2 separate regions of the Mus musculus genome follow, and region 2 is linked to region 1. Evidence: chromatin contacts called from ENCODE Hi-C data. All regions are on one chromosome and are shown on one strand. Each heading gives the region's core, a stretch centred on a gene start or an enhancer-like site at or near the end of the contact. The rest is flanking DNA. Distances are from core to core; before and after follow the strand shown.

Region 1 (3,792 bases), core at 936-3,435:
TATTTACAGAGCCGGATTCTTTCTCTAAACACATTGCTTCCAAGCAGAAAAGCTGTTTTTCAGGGGGAACTCACCTTCTGAGGACAATGTAGAGGCGGGGAGGGGGTGATGATAGCTAGTATGAAAGATTGATGGACAGCCCTTTTATGTCTCAGTATTCCGACCACAGTAGGCGCCCTGAATACAGTTCTATATTAAGCATTTTAATAAGGGGAGAAGTTTATGAAAAGCTGCCTCTCGAAGCAAGACATTTTACGTCTTGCGAGATATATAGACATATATTTGAGGAGTGGCGTAGCTTAGTTCTAGGAAGGCTTCCACTCATAGACGTCAAGCAGAAAGCATAATCTGCAACGCCATTGTGAGTCCATAAATCTGCGTGCTGTGTGGAAGGGCCAGTTTATGTCACAGGGAAGGGGGTCGTTCTCCAAGAGCAGAGTTTAGCTGTACCAGGTTAAAGCTGTAGCTTATTGCTATGAAACTGTCTGTGCTTTGTCTTTGAGTCTGGGAGCAGATCTCTAAGAGAGGCACGTTAGGTGGGTTAGAGACGGCGGTTCCAGAAACAGTTGTGGTTGGGTTGGCCCCAAACTGAAAAGTTTAACTTGAAGCCATGGAGTTTGATATTAAGTTATTTTCTCTCCATTAAAATGTGCCTTCCAGAAAGGAGGGAGGGAGGATCTCAAAGTTACCCACTTCACAAGACCCACCCCTGAAAGGTGAGGTAAACAGTAGCACTTACCTTACAGGTGTATGAGAGAGAGCTGCCTGCCAGTGGGCGGGGAGTCCCACCGATGCTGCTCTTGGGAGCAGCCACCCATGCTGGGGTGGGCTGTTTGTGATGCCTTGGAGTTACTCATGCTTCTCTAATACTCCCTTCAATCCCAATCCCCCTATTAAGCAAACCTATAAACTCACTAGTTCTTCGTCCTAGACTTGGGTGAGATGGTTCCTCGGTTTGCCTTTGGTGTCCTATCTGGGGTGAACAGCGACATGCTTGTGCATTCCCCGGTGAACTAAGACATTGCTTACTTAGACTCTCGGGCATCTTTGTCAACCCTCTACTGTTAAAGACTTGGAAGCAATGGGGAGAAGGGCTGTAGCACCTGATAGATGCTAATGTAATTAAAATTCATCAAGGAAGTGGTGAATAATTCCATCGAGATGGCCGTTCCAATTCCAGCCAGGAAATACTCAGGAGGCTCCAGGAGGCACGGATGCTGCAAGAGCCAGGCTCAATTGGTCTTTTCTTCATTGGTGCTTTTTGAGTTGAAACATCTCGTTACACTTTACTCAATGACTAGTCCCATTTTACAAAAGCCTGATCCTTACTCTTAAAGACTAAGCAAAAACAATGGCCCTTTATCTCTAGAGAGAATATATATTTGCAGGCTTTTGTAATTTCCAATGTGTGTTGCTTCCTGAAATATTCAGCAGTGAGCCCTGCCATGAACCCTGGGTGAGGAACTCCAGCTGAAACTCCCTTACCAGCAGGCTGGAGAAGAGACCTCAGAAGCCAGGGGCAGAGAAGGAAGAAACAGGGGTGAAGGAGTAACCTGTGCAAAAATCTGTTCCGGGTGCAGATAAGAAGGGGATGGGCAGAACAATTGCTCTCTGTGGGAAGGCTGCTCTCTGGACTTGCCAGGTTGCAGGGAGTAACTTAAGGGCTGAGAACCCCTGGAAGACAGTGTGCAGAGCGATAGACCTGGAATCCATGGCTAAAGGCCTCAACCAGAACTTTCTATGGAGTCTAAATGGGCGTTGCCTCAAATGACAGAGAATCTGACCGATAGGGAACAAAAAAGAGAGCTCACCTATGGAAGAAACTGACGGGGATGCCAACAAGCACTGGAAACTTCCTCTCCAATAGCAGATCCAAACAGCCATCTGCTCCATGCACCCAGTGCTGAGAAAGGTCTAGAACCAAAGCCTGAACTGTAATCTTTTTCACTGCCCAAATGTGGTTGATTTCTTTTTCAGGATACTCTCAGGCTCTTTGAGGAGCCAAATTAAAAAAAAAAAAAAAAATAGAGATGGTTTCTATCCAAGGCTTCTTTAAATCAAACCGTCTCAGCGTTAGGTCCTGGCTTTGCCACATTCCAGTCTGTGACCTTGAAGCCTTAAATCTGTTTCTGAGCTGTTATGTAAAAAGTAACAACGCGCTCTCTACCTCATAAAACTGCTGGGAGATAAAAGCGGTGGAGCTCAGTAACTGATCACCGCCTTGGTAATGGATGCTGAACGTTGAAACTGTAGCAGAAGCCTAAGTCCCCATCCTCAGCTGGATGCTCTAGCTGCTCCCCTGGGGGCCCAGCATTCATTACCCAAGGACTGCACACCTCACAGCTTTCTCAGGCATATTATGTATGAATACAGGGTTAGTCCACAGCCTTTATGGCTTGTCTCTACTTCTTAAAATGAAAAGGTCCATGCTATCTTAAGACGCTAACCATGCCCTTTTCCTTAATTCTGTCCTCAAGGGTAAGGGTTCTTTATGTAGGAAAAGATTACATTAAAGGAGTTTACTCAAGAGGCAAAAGCAGATGGATCTCTGTGTGTCAGAGGCCAGTCTGTTCTACATAGTAAGCTCCAGGCTATCCAGACTATGTGGTGAGACCCCGTCTAAAGAAGAACAAGAGGGAAAAAGGAGGGATGGCACAAAGTTGACCTGCAAAATAAAAGCTGGAGAAACGTCTTGATTATAAACATGTGCCACTCTCCCGGGGGACTTGAGTGTCCTCAACACCATGTCCATCAGCTCCCACCTGCCTGAATCCCAGTTTGTCACCCAAGGACTGTATACCTCAAGGCTTCCTCTGGTGTCGTCCCAAACAGTTCTCTCCTGGCTTTTCTGTGGGCACCGTTTGTGCACGTGCGTACACAGAGGCACAAATGCACAGGTACATCAGTAATAAGCATTTAAAACCCGGGGTGGGGAGTTGTCTCTAGACCTTCCCTGGGTTCTGCTTCGCTGGAGGAGTCATCCCCACTCTACCTGGCCAGGAGAACCACCGAGAAGCTAACATTTGCACAAGATGTCCTAGGAGTCATAGTTTTATTCCTAGCATATGCATTGTGAAGAGCAAGTCTTAGGCAGTCAACTCAGTGTTGGAATTAAAAACTCAAACCTGCATCAAACCCTTCAGTGTCCTTTAGCCTTCTCTGTAACAGAAGTAATTTACATCTCTCTCTCTCACTCACACACACACACACACACACACACACACACACACACACACACACACACATCATAGTCGGCTCTCAACCTTTGTTCTGGGGCAGCCTCAGGAAATCTCCATCTCCCGAGGGAGCAGCCTCGAGATGATGTCAGTGTTGACTCCCCGGGGAGTACCTTGCCCACATCTTCCACTAGAGGCCTGAGGCAGTGCCTGTGGTTTCCTTAGTGATGTGTCACTCCACTCCAGAAACCCCGGGCAACCCCTCCAGAACAGTGACTCCCACTCCATCCCTAGAACAGGTGGCATGCCTGCTGTACCAGGGCTCTCACTCAGAAGTCACCCCCATGGCTTGCTTCACTGAAATCTCTTGCAGGTGTGGAGTGCTGGCTACCAAAACCCTTGTTAGCCGGGCCGGGTATTTCCAGGCAGATCTCTGCATTTTCCAGGTCCACATTGGATCAAGGTCCAGGGCAGAAGGGAAAGCAGACAGAGCTGGCAAGCTTGTCCCAACCAGGACAAAGTCAGTTAACTCTTTGGGACTGGAGGCAAGAAGAGAGGAGGGAAGGCATTGGTCCCCTACATTTTCTCCTAAGCCCTGATCCACACAGCAGACCCA
Region 2 (3,792 bases), core at 781-3,280, 440 kb before region 1:
CCCGGCTTTTCCCTCTTTACAAAGGAAGAACTGAGGTTCAAAGAGACTTGCCTAATTGTCCAACGTTCCGGGTATCTTCTTGTCTGAAAAAATAGAAACAAACTCTAACTAATGGAAGTATGAGTGACATTTGTCAAAATGTTAGTGAGACACTTACTCAGAACTGGGAAAGGTCAGACTTGAAAGCCAAGCAGGAACAGAATGATGGAAGGGGGTTTCTGTTCTTGTGGCATTCTAATCACCCTCCCTGATGTCATCAGCTCCAAACCTCTGGGTGTAAATGTCCAAAGATTCTCTGATCAGTGCTCTCTGAACACACTGGTGACTGAGACTGGCTGGTTTATTCGACTCATAGACAAAAGGTGATTCTGGCATCATGTTCAGCGTAGATGGAGGGCTAAATCCTGCCTCCAATTCCGGGAAACTGATATAGTCCTGTGCCCCGGTGCAGTGACATTTCAGCTCTTCCAGACTTTCCCAGTCTTCAAATTATCGCGAGTCGTGAAACCGAGACAACTATGGACCGCAGTACCCAGAATGTGCCACCAGGGGGCACAAGAGACTAAAAAAATTCCCGAAGTGGGGTTGGGGAGTTTGGGATAACAAAAACTAGTGGCGAAGTGATGAAGTTTGAGGGGGGCTCTGTCAGACTGGGCTGTGGGAACTCAGAAGATAAAGAGCAGTGTGAGCCGCGAGAGGCTTCTCTGCTCCCTCTTTCCTAACTGTGGAAGCTTGGGGTTCTCCTGGTCTTTGCTCAGAGATCTTGAGGGGACTTTGAACTCTTCTGTTTTATGGCATCAATTTTCCAACTGTCAACACCCCACTCCCCACCTCTGCCCATCGAGGACAGGGCAGGGATATCAGGGTGAGGCATGTTCCTCCAGCACGTGGGCAGAATGGAGTGGAACGTGGCTTCTCCTCTGGACTGGTATTTCAGTGCCCAGTACGATGTTTGGCACAGTATAGGTCCCTGGCAAATATTTGTTGCTTGCTGATAACGATTTGACGAGAATGAGAGTTACCAAAGGAACCGCAGCAGGTACGGGGTACTCCAATTCACATTGCCTGAGTCTTTGTCATTTCTCCCAGCCACTATTGCTGTCCTTGCCTAAGCTGCGGTTCCTTCTGCTGGACCCATTGTAATAGCTTCCTAAGTGGTTCCCCTCCAATCCCTTCATCCCACGGTTCATTCTTCACCCAGAAGCCAGCATGATCTCTTAAAACCATAAATCAGAGTGTGCCACTTCCGAGCTTAACACCTCCAGAGGCTTCTCATTACACTCTGAATGGAATCCAGACTCCTTCCAGTGGCCTGTGCGCTTCTGCGCCAGCCAGGGCTTGCCTGCCGCTCTGACCTCATCTACCGCTTTGGCCTCACTGGCTTTCTTTGTCTTTCTAGAGCCCAGTGAGCTGCCCTTGCCCGAGGGCTTTGCATTAACCGTTCCTTCTGCCTGGAATGCTCTCAACCCATATTCTTTGCATGGAGGGCTCCTCGTCCTTGTCGTCCTTGTCGTTTAGGTGGCCATGTAAATGTCACTTCTCCAAGAGACAGCTCTTGACAGTGCCACCTCGGTTTCTTTCCCATCCACTTTATCAAGTCCATTCCTTACTTAATGGTGATTATAGTAGCAGTTATCCTGACTTCTTTTCTTTATTTGTTGTTTAATCTTTAAGATTTTATTTTTACGTGCGTGTGTGTGTGTGTGTGTGTGTGTGTGTGGTGGGGGGAGGTATGGGAGCACATTTACCATTGGAAGGCAAAGGCTTCAGACCCTCTGGAGCTGGAGTTACAGGTGGTTGCACCCGGGTTGTGGTGGGATCTGAATTCAAGTCCTCTACAAGATTGGTACACACATCTCACACTCGTAACTGGAGCCCGTCAGCATGCCCAGGGATGGGTATCCCCAGTACAGATACTCTTCAACAAAAGGGACCCTGTCTCCTTAGTTCCCTAGCACCTATTAATAGAACAGCGCCAAGAGCCAGGCGGTGTGCAGGCTTTTCATCTCAGCACTCTGAGGCAGAGAGGCCAGCATGGTCTGCAGGGAGTTCCAGGACAGCCAGGGCTACAGAAAACCCCTGTGGTTTTTTTGTTTGTTTGTTTGTTTTTTGTTTTTTTTGTTTTTTTTTCCGAGACAGGGTTTCTCTGTATAGCCCTGGCTGTCCTGGAACTCACTTTGTAGAGCAGGCTGGCCTTGAACTCAGAAATCCGCCTGCCTCTGCCTCTCAAGTGCTGGGATTAAAGGCAAGTGCCACCACTGCCCGGCTAGAACCCTGTCTTGAAAAACAACAGCAGTAGCAACACCAACAATGAAAGTGTGTGGAAACCTTAGCCTCAAGCCAGGAATGTTAGGGAACGGTCGTTTACGACGCCAGAGCTTAGCTGTTATTTGAACAACCCAGGGAAGGCTCAGAAAAAAAAAAAAAAAAAAAGCCAAGCTTATTCTGTGCCATAGTCGAGCGTTCTCAGTACTGTGGGCAGTGTTGTCCAGAAACGCGTACCTCCGTGAAGCTTGCATTTGCATGCAATATACTCTCCAGCTAGAAGTTTCCTCCTCCAGAAAAGGAGAGGTGAGAATGACCCCTCTTAGGACCCGTCTGTCCTGACCATCCAATCCCAAAAGATCACCGAGACTAAGCTGGCCTGGACGTTAGCTGCAGCTCACTCTGGTGGCCTCTAGTCTCTCTCTCCTCTTTGTCAGGCCTAACACTTTGGTTACTGTAATGTTTTTTTCTTAGAGGGCTCAGCAGGGTCCGTAGTCCATGGGCTGGGTCACGGGACTCTGCTATGAATATGGAATAGAAACAGATGGCTCCTGGTTCCAAAAGGAAGAGCATGTTCTCCATTTTAAGTTTTTCCCATTATTTCCTAACACTTTGAGGCCCGCTGTTCCTGAGTGTTACCTGCCCTGACACACATCTGTATTGGGTTATTTCAGCAGGTTAATATTCTGTCACAGTCTCCCCAAGGGCCCTGTTTCTCAGCAGGGCTCGGGGTAAGTCTGGGAGGTAGCCTTAGAGAAGTTTTGTTTTGTTTTCCCAGCATCCTCCAGCAAAGCTTTATAAACAGGCTTAGTGCATTTCAGAGACAGATAATTTGGCTGAAACATGTCTAGCGCAGGCAGTCCTCTGTCGTGGAAGGGCTTGGCAGAAGGCCCAGACTCTAACCTGCTGGTCTGAGGATTCCCTGGTTTCGGCTGCTGGCTGACAACAGTGGTTCACACACCGCTCTGGTCAACAAGGGCCCACTGCGGTATAGCCCAGTGTACTCTCCACAGCCACGTGGAGCCAATGTCTGCTTGCCCTTCGGAGAAAACCTCAGGAGAGGACTGGAATAATCCACAGCTGTTGCGAATAATCAGAGCAGGGAATTGAGAATCAAATGAAACACCGAGGGCCGGTGGCAGGGCCCAGTGGTGAAGGCTCATGCTGGATGCCTGAGCGCAACCCCTGGGACCCTCGTGATGGAAGATGAGGCCCAGAGTCAGTCTCTGGCTTCCACGCGGTGCCAGGGCATGCAGGTATCCCCTATACAGGTACACAAAGTGATATTTTAAAAAAATTAAAAACCATTAAAAATAGCAATGAATCGGGGCTAGTAACTATGAGTTCTGGTGTCCCCACCCCCACGCCCACCACCTCCGATTTGGCACCCGGGCAAGCCACCTCACACCTCACAGTCTTGGCCTTCTCTGTTACTAGAACAGTGGTCGCAAACACAAATGCTTAACGCAGAATAGTTGAGCCCAAATCTGATCGCACCTCGGACTGGCTGTCTTGGAGAAAGGGTTG

The links. A loop is a pair of places that touch in the nucleus more often than their neighbours do.
Region 2: a loop to region 1 is called in a map of T-helper 2 cell, with 3 times the contacts of the local background. The contact joins two enhancer-like sites. A Hi-C loop is called at or near these places in 2 of 37 maps with a recorded cell type or tissue (T-helper 2 cell and regulatory T cell).

The regions. Positions count from the first base shown.
Region 1 is chr15:98,170,172-98,173,963 of GRCm38, reverse strand. No RefSeq gene overlaps it. Among named protein-coding and RNA genes, the nearest start is that of Ccdc184, 4.3 kb to the right of the region's middle. Within about 2 kb of position 2,185, at least 1 of the 3 ENCODE cell types and tissues checked has a DNase peak (open chromatin) inside an H3K27ac peak, as active enhancers do.
Region 2 is chr15:98,614,114-98,617,905 of GRCm38, reverse strand. No RefSeq gene overlaps it. Among named protein-coding and RNA genes, the nearest start is that of Adcy6, 11 kb to the right of the region's middle. Within about 2 kb of position 2,030, at least 1 of the 3 ENCODE cell types and tissues checked has a DNase peak (open chromatin) inside an H3K27ac peak, as active enhancers do.